3 separate regions of the Homo sapiens genome follow, and all the other regions are linked to region 1. The links are chromatin contacts, found by Hi-C or POLR2A ChIA-PET in ENCODE. All regions are on one chromosome and are shown on one strand. Each heading gives the region's core, a stretch centred on a gene start or an enhancer-like site at or near the end of the contact. The rest is flanking DNA. Distances are from core to core; before and after follow the strand shown.

Region 1 (3,314 bases), core at 755-3,254:
AAAAATAAAATGGTGTAACACTATGGTTATTGGTTCTGATACAAAGGGCAAATCATGCTCCGACTTGAACTTCCAAATGAACTTACCTTCCAGTCAGTATCTGTATAACTGCCTTGCATATTCAAACCAATAAACCCATTACTACCTTTAAAACCACAAATAGCGTGAAGGGAGAGTAAACTTCTTAAACACTATCAAAAAGTAAGTTTGCACTTCACAGTTATCCTACAGTTTAACAGCAAAGACGCAAAATTCAAGAGTCCTCTTTATTATAACTATACATTTTACGACACAAAAAAATAGCCTGCTTCCATTATTTAAGTCAAACCTTCCAGACAATTAACTACACATAATGAAATGCTAAATTCACAGCCTGCCTGAACCAAAATATTAGTGACACAAATCTTTACGACCACAAAATTTTTCAACATATAAAATGCAACTGAATAAGGTAATGTGAAATAAGTTTTCAACAATGTTCTCGAAGAAACTTCAATCAAACAATAAAAACAGCTTCAATTCCCCCCCAAAATATATACACCTACTGTGTACCCAAAAAAGTTATAATTTTAAGAAATTTTTTGAAGCTTCAATCAAATAAAAATAAAGAACATCACAATCATGAATAAAATCTAAAACTCCACTTTGATGTCTGTAGCAGTGTGCAATCTGCATTCAAATGAATCAATCCGAAATGTCATATACACTTAATATTGTGAAACTAAAATAAATGAAATCTAATGAGGTCAAAAGCTGTTGGAAGATTTCATCTTCAAATAGCATATCATCAACTGTATGGCAACATGTGAACGACTTTTACTGTTCTAGCAAGTTGCATATATTCCACAACCTCACAGAAATCTTGTCATCAAAAGTAGGTAACAAGCTAAAAAAAACCTCAAATACATAATGGGAATAAACCGAGTTGGAGATTTTTTTTTAATCCGTAGGTACAGATACTACAACCTTCAATTAATTCACCAAAATCCTAACATAGTTGTTACTTTAATTACCAAAATATGTCAAGTCCCACCCCATATCCCTGAGTCCCCAGAGAACAGTTTATATACATAGACTCTAAATCTTTTTATTTTGGTCACGGACCCCCATTAAATTTTTGAGCATTTGAAATGCCCCCGAAAATCGCTCGTACATCATATTTTACATACACGGGCAGATAATTCATTAAGTTTCTTGGGGAGAGAGAAAGGTGAGGGGGAAGCGTCCATGGTCACTAAGTCCAGACCCCTGGTGTCGAGAAAGCGTTAACGTATCTCACAGCACAAGTCGGGAGACCTCGGCCAAGTCCCGCGGCGGCCCTGGGACCCCGCGTGGGACCATGGCTTGCGACCAGGTCGCCGCCCAGACGTGTACCGACGCGTGCACCCGCCGTCGGCCGCTCGCCCCACCTCGCCGGTAAACAGCAACTCCCCCGGCAGGAGGACGCCCGCCCCGCGCGCCGCCTCCGCCTCCCCCAGCGCCGCGCACCATTTTCTGAGAGGAAGTGTCGGGAGGCCGAGCTGGGCTCCCCGGACTCGGGGCGCGGAGGGCGGACCTCGGCACCGCGGCCGGACCGGGCTTTCCTCTGCTCCCGGGTGTGTCGAGTAAGGCTAGGAAGCAGCGGACGTGTCCGGGGCGCCGCGTGGGGAAAGGAGAGCCTGCGGCGGACGGCAACTCCGCGATTCCGGGATCCCCACCGAGACGCCCGGAAGCCCCGCCGTCGGGCTTGGCCGGGGCCGCTCCTCCGGCCGCCGGCGCCGCGCACTGCTCCCCAGCCCTTACGCGTCCCGCGGAGAGCCGGGTGGAAGCGGCGCCAAGGCAACCCGGTGCGGCCGCCGCGCCGCCTAGTACTTACCCATCCATGGCCCAGATGGAGGCGCGCACAGAGCAGGGACTGACGGGCTAACCGCGAGCAGAGGAAGCAGGCGGCGGCAGCAGGGCGGTTCCGGGGACAAGCGAGCTTTGGCTCTGCGGAGCCCCGGCCGGTCCGAGGTGGAAGGAGAGTGGGAACAGGGGCGGGGACCGGGCACGCTCCCGCCACCGCCGCGCCCCCGCCTTCCCCACCCCGCGAGCGCGTCCCCGCCTAGCCCGACCCCGCCCCCTCACCGTCCCCGCCCTCCCTCGGGGCCCGCCCCTGCGCTCGCGCCCACCCTCGCCCCGCTGGCAGCCGGCCTCCGGCTCAGCTCTGGGGCGCCCTCTTCCCGCGGTCGCTGTAAGACCCCGCCTCTCGGCCCCTCGGCCCGGCGCGCGCGCGCGCCCCCAGCCTCCCTCCTGCGTTCGCGGGAGCGCGCGCCTTGTGCTTCCCGCTCCGCCGCGCACCCCGCCCGCCCTCCCGCGGCCCCGCGGGCCTTCCGGCTTCGCAGACCGGGCCTGCCAGGTTTGAATGCCTCCCTCTGCCGGCAGGAAAAGCTATGGGGACCTGACTCCCAAGAGTAGGAAGGAATGTCCCACAAGGACCCCAGAAACGAGGTGGAATTGCCCCGGGTGCGCGAGGCTGTAGATGACACGTCCAGGGACCAGCCTCTGGCAGCCCGGCGCTGGAGTCGACCGCTGGGACCGACACCAGCCCCATAGGTGTGGCTGGGACGATGAATGAGGTGAAAGAGGCTGCCCGGACTGGAATTTGTATACAATTTAAGTATCTGAGTGCATTTCGACCTAACCGTCTAGTATTGAATTTATATGAAAAATTCATTGTACAAACATGGAATGGCTATATTCCCAGCATTTTTTAAAAGTTTACTCATTATTCCCTTTTTTCAGATGAAAATACATATACAAAGAGAGTGATTTGCTCACAGTTTCACAACCAGGAAACGTTTGCACCAGAGCCCTTCCCTCTGGTCTGAGCAAAAAGTATATATATAATATAACGAGTGACAACACGCTTGCTTTTTTCCCTTTTTAGTGAGAAATTGAGTACTTTTTCAACTCACAGATCACCAAAATGTAACCCCCTAAACTGTTAAGCCAAATTCTTAACCTACTGAGTAAAAAAGAGCGGGGCTCCTCCCCGTGGCTTCGTCATTTGAAAAGCAACTAACAAGAACCTCAAACATCTATCCTTGCTAATTTCCTGCTTTCAGATCAGTAGGTGCTGCTAAAAAGATCTAAACTGTGGACTCATTCATCATTCAGTCAGTATTAACCTACTATGTGCCGGGCACTGCATGAATACACAAGAAAATCAGGTTCCAGCCGTCACTGTTGAATGGATTCTTCAGTCCGTTTATGTATATTTTTGACATACAACTTTTCAAATAGGTAGAGTAATTCGGTGAGGTAATTCTTAAAGTCCTGTATCTAACCTCAGT
Region 2 (2,880 bases), core at 113-2,612, 320 kb before region 1:
TGAGATAAAGCATGATAGGAATCAATTTGCAACACAAACCTGAATGTTCCAGAAAGTTCATATGGCTTTACTTACTTTAAATTATGGTAGGCATGACACTGAGCTTCCTTTCTGCTCAGCTAGTGGGAAATTTAATTTCAGAGGTTGAGAGGATTGCCTTCTCTTCCCCACCTCCAAATCCCATGCCCAGTCCCAGAGCTAATGGCCAGGAGTGTTTATGTGAAGCCAAACATTCATGCGGTATGTCTGGTCATTGGTTTACATCAGAGATCCACAAACTTTTTCTGTAGAGAACAGATAGTCAATATTTTAGGCTTTGCAATCCAAGCAGCTCTCTGTCACAACCACTCAACTCTACCATTGTTGCTTAAAAGCAGCCGTAGACAGTAGGAAAATGAATGAACTTGACTGTATCCCAGGAAGACTTTATTTATGGACACTGAAATTTGAATTTCATATAATTGCATGGGTCATAAAATATGATTTTTTTTCCCAAACACTTTAAAATGTCACCATTCTAAGCTCATAGGTTATACAAAAACAGACGACGGCCCAGATTTGACCTATGGGCCAACCCCTTATCTACGAGGTTTCCACCAAGTTGCCTGCTGGCCAAGCTTATAGAGTGAAGTTGGACATCCCTGTTGTTCCCCTGGAAATCTTTGCCAGAGCTGAGAGCCTCCATACCCAGAGTCAGAAAGACCTTTCTAGGCTCAACATGCAGTCATGGCTCCCGGACACCCTGTCATCTTCCTGAGATTCTATGGAGGGTGGGCCACAGAGCCCCATTATTTTAAAAACTGTGCATATCCTTTCCTTCCCTTGGGGAATAATCTTAAGGACTGTGTCTCTCAAAAACACTCTACCACTTCTTCTCCTAGCGCAGCATGCTCAAATCCCTCAGAGTGAAGGAGGAAAAAGTCAGGACGGAAAGTGATGTGCAGGCTTCTTCTTTGGGCCCTGAAAGCTCAAAGTCCTGGCTACCTGCCCTGAAGGCTGAGTAATGTACAAAGAAAACAAAGACAAATAACTCAGTAAATTATCCGGCCTAGGATCAGAGCTTTCTAGCCCCAGAGCAAGCTCAGGCCTCAACATTCTAAGCTTAAGAGGTCAGGCTGTCCCTCCATATTTCAATGGGTACAGGTCTTGAGTTTCCTCAGAAAACCTCTGAAGGGAGGTCACAGTTATGGGGACAAAGAAGGAAAGTGTTGGATTCAGGACACCAGGCTCCACTGAAGGTGACTCATGGTTTTGGCTTGCAAGCAACGTTGCTGATCACTTTGACCAACCACAGGTCCCTGCCAGCTGCACTCCTCTCCAGGAGCACTCCTATTTTTATATGTGTGGTACAAAGAACTCCTACCAGCTAATTTCCACTTCCCCCACAAAAGCCTGTTTTACTTCTGCTTTGAGTAAAAAGCTTTCCTCTTTCTGGTCTCAAAGCACACACTCAACAGTGCCTGTAATTCACAGTCATCTGGTACCCTTGGCTTATCTCAGGCCCCTGTAGTAACAACTGGCTCCAAGCATGTCTCCTACAGCCACAAGCTCCAGTGGGGTAGCCAGGTTCACTGGAAGAGAATGTTCCCTACACAAGGGAATCTGAGACAGAAAAAGTCATCCTCAGAAAGTAGGGACTGGTGGACATGTGAGCCTGGGAAATGAGAACAATTTGTGCTGGGAAGTTGCTCATGTAAAGAGTTCACAGAGCAGGTATCTGCTGCCCAGGCTTAAACTCTCAAGTGGAAAATGGAAACCATCATTCCAGATTGGCTTCTTACCCTGTATCTGTGCATTCATCAACCTTTGACAATAAGGTCATTTCTTAGCCCCACACATAGCATATAGGAAAGATTTATCCAAGCCCTGCTATTATAGATGAATAAATGAAACACATTCAGGAGGTTGCCCATACAGTATTTGCCTCATTTTCCCCACAGCTCTAGAGAAAGGACATTTTATAAGTTCTGTCATTCCACAGAGCTGTACAAAGCCGCCTGGCTTAACTGACTTAATTTCTTTTTTTTTTTTTTTTTAGAGACAGGATCTTGCTCTGTCACCCAGGCTGGAGTGCAATGGTGCAGTCATAACTCACTCCAGCCTGCAGCTCCTGGGCTCCAGCAATCCTTCCACCTTGGCCTTCCAAAGCACTAGGATTACAGGTATGAGCCACCATACCCGGCCTTCACTTTTTTTTTTAACTTGACAAAATGGTTCTTAAGTTCAAGATGGTTAGCATACATCTGCTTTCAAGACAGAAAGAGGGGGAAAAAGAAGGAACAGCCACAGTTGTTCACGGTATCAGCGAAGTAAAAACTTTCCCAGAAACTCCCCTAGTAGACCTCACTTCTGCTTAATTAACTGGAACTGTACTTTCTGTCTGCCCAGAGCAACAAAGGAGATTGGGAACTTGAGTGTTCAGCTTCTTCAGCCCCTAGTGAGGAAGAGGAGAGGGATTTGGATGGTATAGAAGGAGTCAGTCTGAATTCTGCTTCAAATAGCTAAACAATTTTGAAAACTAAAAGCCCAACAGGGAAAACTAGCTCTGCTCTCTATTAAAATTATAAAATTATAGAACTATGGGATATAGTTTCATACAATATCATAAAACTATAAGAATAAAATCAAAGTTGAACACACAGGATTTGGCAGAGATTAATAGGAGAGACAAATTAGCCCAGAAACAGATCCTAATACTCAATATAAGGGTTTTTCTGTTTGTTTTGTTTTGTTTGTTTGTTTGTTTTTTGAGACAGAGCTTCACTCTGTTGCCCAGACTGGAGTGCAGTGGCGTGATCTCGGCTCACTGAAACCTCTGCCTTCTGGGTTCAAGCGATTCTCCCGCCTCAGCCTCCCGACTAGCTGGGATTACAGGTGCCT
Region 3 (3,340 bases), core at 803-3,302, 350 kb before region 1:
TCTCGGCTCACTGCAACCTCTGCTTCCCAGGTTCAAGTGATTCTCCTGCCTTGGCCTCCTGAGTAGCTGAGATTACAGGCATGCACAACCACGCCTGGCTAATTTTTGTATTTTTAGTAGAGACAGGGTTTCACCATGTTGGCCAGGCTGGTCTCGAACTCCCGACGTCAGGTGATCCACCCACCTCGGCCTCCCAAAGTGCTGGGATTACAGGTGCGAGCCACCGTGCCCAGCCAGCCACATCCTCTTATAAAGTGGAGGGGTGGAGGAAGGAAGGAGGTCTCTACAAGGGTTTCCTTTTGGGTCTAACGATTAGTGAGCCCTCTCTAGGGAAGGAAAACCAACATCTGTGCAGAACTTCAGGCTGGTGAGGAAGATGTTGATCCCAATTAGAATCTGGCATCTGGCACTTGCAATAAATACCAGGGCACCTGCTTGTGTCCGCAGAATCACCCCAGCCTTTGTGCCAGAAAGAAAACACTCTTCACTGGATCCTCAAAGGAGTCCAGTCTCTGGCCCAGCTCTCAGGGAGCTCATGGTCTGGTGGAGGTAATGAACTCCTCTCCCTCACTCCACGTCTCCCTAATTCACACCTCCTTCCTCTGAAAAGACTCCCTTCCAGGCCTTGACTAAAAGGGTCCCTGTCCTGAAGAACAACCACTGAGCTACAGACTCAAGGAACAAGTCCTCATGATCCATCAGTCCCCTGTCCCCCCGTCAGCCTTGATACCATATGACCTCAACCACTCTGCCTCCAGGGAACTCACAGGTCACCTGAAACTGATACCACCTGGCTGAACTCCGCCCTCCAGTTTATGTGCCTGTATGAAGTCTGATTTGACTGCAACAAGCCTTTTGACTAAAATTGGGATGTATATGTGTGCAGACTGCACATATCAATTCTCGGAAGTTTTTTTTTTTTTTTCTCTCGGCTGGGCGAGGTGGCTTATACCCGTAATCCCAGCACTTTGGGAGACTGAGGTGGGTGGATCACTTGAGGTCAGGAGTTCAAGACCAGCCTGGTCAACATGATGAAACCCCATCTCTACTAAAATACAAAAATGAGCTGGGTGTGGTGGCGGGTGCCTGTAATCCCAGCTACTCGGGAGGCTGAAGCAGGAGAATCGCTTGAACCTGGGAAGCAGAGGTTGCAATGAGCCGAGATCGCACCAATGCACTCCAGCCTGGGCAACAGAGTGAGACTCCATCTCAAAAAAAAAAAAAAAAGAAGTTTTTTTCTTGTGGCAGAGCAAGAGTGGAAAATATTGTGTATTTTAAAAGTCAGCTTTATTCCCCGTTTTAAAATCCTGAGACCTAAACTTTTGTTCCTACGCAGTCAAACCTTTAACCTCCACTTCCTGTGTTCTTTAGCCTTCTTCAATAGAAAAGCTGCTAGCGAATTGCCCCCATGCACTACACACAGGTTTATTTTTTCTATGTAAAGTATGTCCTTGTGGTTTGAGATGCCTTATGAAGATGGAACTGACTGACCTCACTGATGGCCTGAATGTGGAGAGTGAGAGAAAGGGAGGAATCAGGAATGATACTGAGATTTTTGGCCTGAGCTTATGGATATAAAAAGGATTAATGGAAGGGAGTTTCCAGTAAGCAACTCACAATTCCACTTCCTGAAAAAGGAGTACTCTATCCAAGAAATTATAAGCGGGAAACTTGGGAAGGATTCCCCATCTCCTTAATATGGAGGAGAGGTCAGGAGGCAGGGGCAGGCTGTGAGACTCTTGGGACCCGCTGTGCTTGTGTCACTTTTTTTTTTTTTTTTTTTTGATACGGAGTCTGGCTCTGTTGCAGAGGCTGGAGTGCAGTGGCGCGATCTCGGCTCATTGCAACCTCCACCTCCCGGGTTCAAGTGATTCTCCTGCCTCAACCTCCCAAGTAGCTGGGACTACAGGCACCTGCCACCACACCAAGCTAATTTTTCTTATATTTTTGGTAGAGATGGGGCTTCACTATGTTGGCCAGGCTGGTCTCAAACTCCTGACCTCAGGAGATCCGCCTGCCTTGGCCTCCCAAAGTGTTGGGATTACAGGCATGAGCCGCGGCGCCCGGCCTTCTGTCACCTTTTGCTAATGCAGATCAATAGCGGTCAGGAGCAGTTTCCGTGGTAGGAAAAGATTCTGGGGTGCAGAGGAGGCAGAGGCCCCCGGAAGGAAGCTGCACACCACCACACCATGTGCTTTGAGGGGCAGTTAAGCCAAAACTGGCCTCTGACGTGGTTGTTTTACCAAATGCAGAAAAGAGACCACAAAGAGCAAAGTCTCCTAATTAGGACTGCTCTTGGTCCAGCTCCTTGCAGTCTGCCATGCCAGTCAGGTCATGGGGGTTAAAGGTTTCCTCTTTAAGGAAATACCTGAAGTACAGGAATAATGCTAATGACAAAAATGCCAGGCAAAGATGAGGTGGTAGGGGAGCTATGTGGGGGCAATGGGAACCTTCTATTGGGTTCTTCAAGTTAGACCACAGAGCTCCCCCTTCTGAACACCTGAACATGGGCAGTTTTTAGAAACCAGCATAACTGATGTGAGTTTTACTGCACTGTACTCAGGTTAAAAAATGTCACATTTATTTCTACAAGTAAGAGAAATGTAGCCAGGTGTGGTGGCTCACGCCTGTAATCCCAGCACTTTGGGAAGCCGAGGCAGGTGGGTCACTTGAAGTCAGGCGTTCAAGACCAGCCTGCCCAACACGGTGAAACCCTGTCTCTACTAAAAATACAAAAATTAGCCAGCGGACACCTGTAATCCCAGCGACTCGAGAGGCTGAGGCAAGATAATCGCTTGAACCGGGGAGGTGGAGGTTGCAGTGAGCCAAGATTGTGCCCCTGCACTCCAGCCTGGGCGACAGAGAGACTGTCTCAAAAAAAAGAGAGAGAAATTTGCACAGAGCCCTCACCCACTTGGTGAGTGGAATATTCCATCTCAGTCATAATTCTGTTGTCCTGTCTTTCTTTTCCTTTTTTTTTTTTTTTAGATGGAGTTTCACTCTTTTTGCCCAGACTGGAGTGCAATGGCACGATCTAGGCTCACTGGCAACCTCTGCCTCCCGGGCTCAAGTGATTCTCCTGCCTCAGCCTGCTGAGTAGCTGGGATTACAGGCATGTACTACCATGCCTGGCTAATTTTTTATATTTTTAGTAGAGACAGGGTTTTGCCATGTTGGCCAGGCTGGTCTCGAACTCCTGACCTCAAGTGATCAGCCCACCTTGGCCTCCCAAAGTGCTGGGATTACAGGCGTAAGCCACTGCACCTGGCCAATGATGAATCGTTTAGCTATAGAGACTCAAGGCCCTTCACAACGGAAGGCATGGCAGAAGCTCTCACCC

The links. Hi-C counts contacts between places; a loop is a spot of excess contacts on that map. ChIA-PET counts read pairs that join two places held with the same protein, here RNA polymerase II (POLR2A). Pooled maps may share reads with other maps.
Region 2: a map with no recorded cell type shows a loop between it and region 1 (2.1-fold over the local background). The contact joins the enhancer-like site here to the promoter of PTBP3 in region 1. A Hi-C loop is called at or near these places in 1 of 168 maps with a recorded cell type or tissue (K562), 2 of 37 single-sample maps with no recorded cell type and 2 of 50 pooled maps. POLR2A ChIA-PET finds 5 or more read pairs at or near these places in 4 of 52 experiments (CD4-positive, alpha-beta T cell, activated B cell, activated T-cell and 1 more).
Region 3: a map with no recorded cell type shows a loop between it and region 1 (8-fold over the local background). The contact joins the enhancer-like site here to the promoter of PTBP3 in region 1. A Hi-C loop is called at or near these places in 7 of 37 single-sample maps with no recorded cell type and 10 of 50 pooled maps. POLR2A ChIA-PET finds 5 or more read pairs at or near these places in 3 of 52 experiments (CD4-positive, alpha-beta T cell, CD8-positive, alpha-beta T cell and activated B cell).

The regions. Positions count from the first base shown.
Region 1 is chr9:112,331,615-112,334,928 of GRCh38, forward strand. PTBP3 (polypyrimidine tract binding protein 3) reads right to left here and starts at 2,005. Exons shown (of 14, transcript NM_001163788.4): 1 at 1,856-2,005. RefSeq lists silencers at 1,370-1,859, 2,010-2,329 and an enhancer at 2,079-3,049.
Region 2 is chr9:112,011,174-112,014,053 of GRCh38, forward strand. No RefSeq gene overlaps it. Among named protein-coding and RNA genes, the nearest start is that of LINC02977, 28 kb to the right of the region's middle. RefSeq lists enhancers at 918-967, 1,078-1,217, 1,458-1,507, 1,548-1,787. Within about 2 kb of position 1,363, at least 30 of the 41 ENCODE cell types and tissues checked have a DNase peak (open chromatin) inside an H3K27ac peak, as active enhancers do.
Region 3 is chr9:111,984,764-111,988,103 of GRCh38, forward strand. No RefSeq gene overlaps it. Among named protein-coding and RNA genes, the nearest start is that of LINC02977, 54 kb to the right of the region's middle. RefSeq lists an enhancer at 506-855. Within about 2 kb of position 2,053, at least 4 of the 41 ENCODE cell types and tissues checked have a DNase peak (open chromatin) inside an H3K27ac peak, as active enhancers do.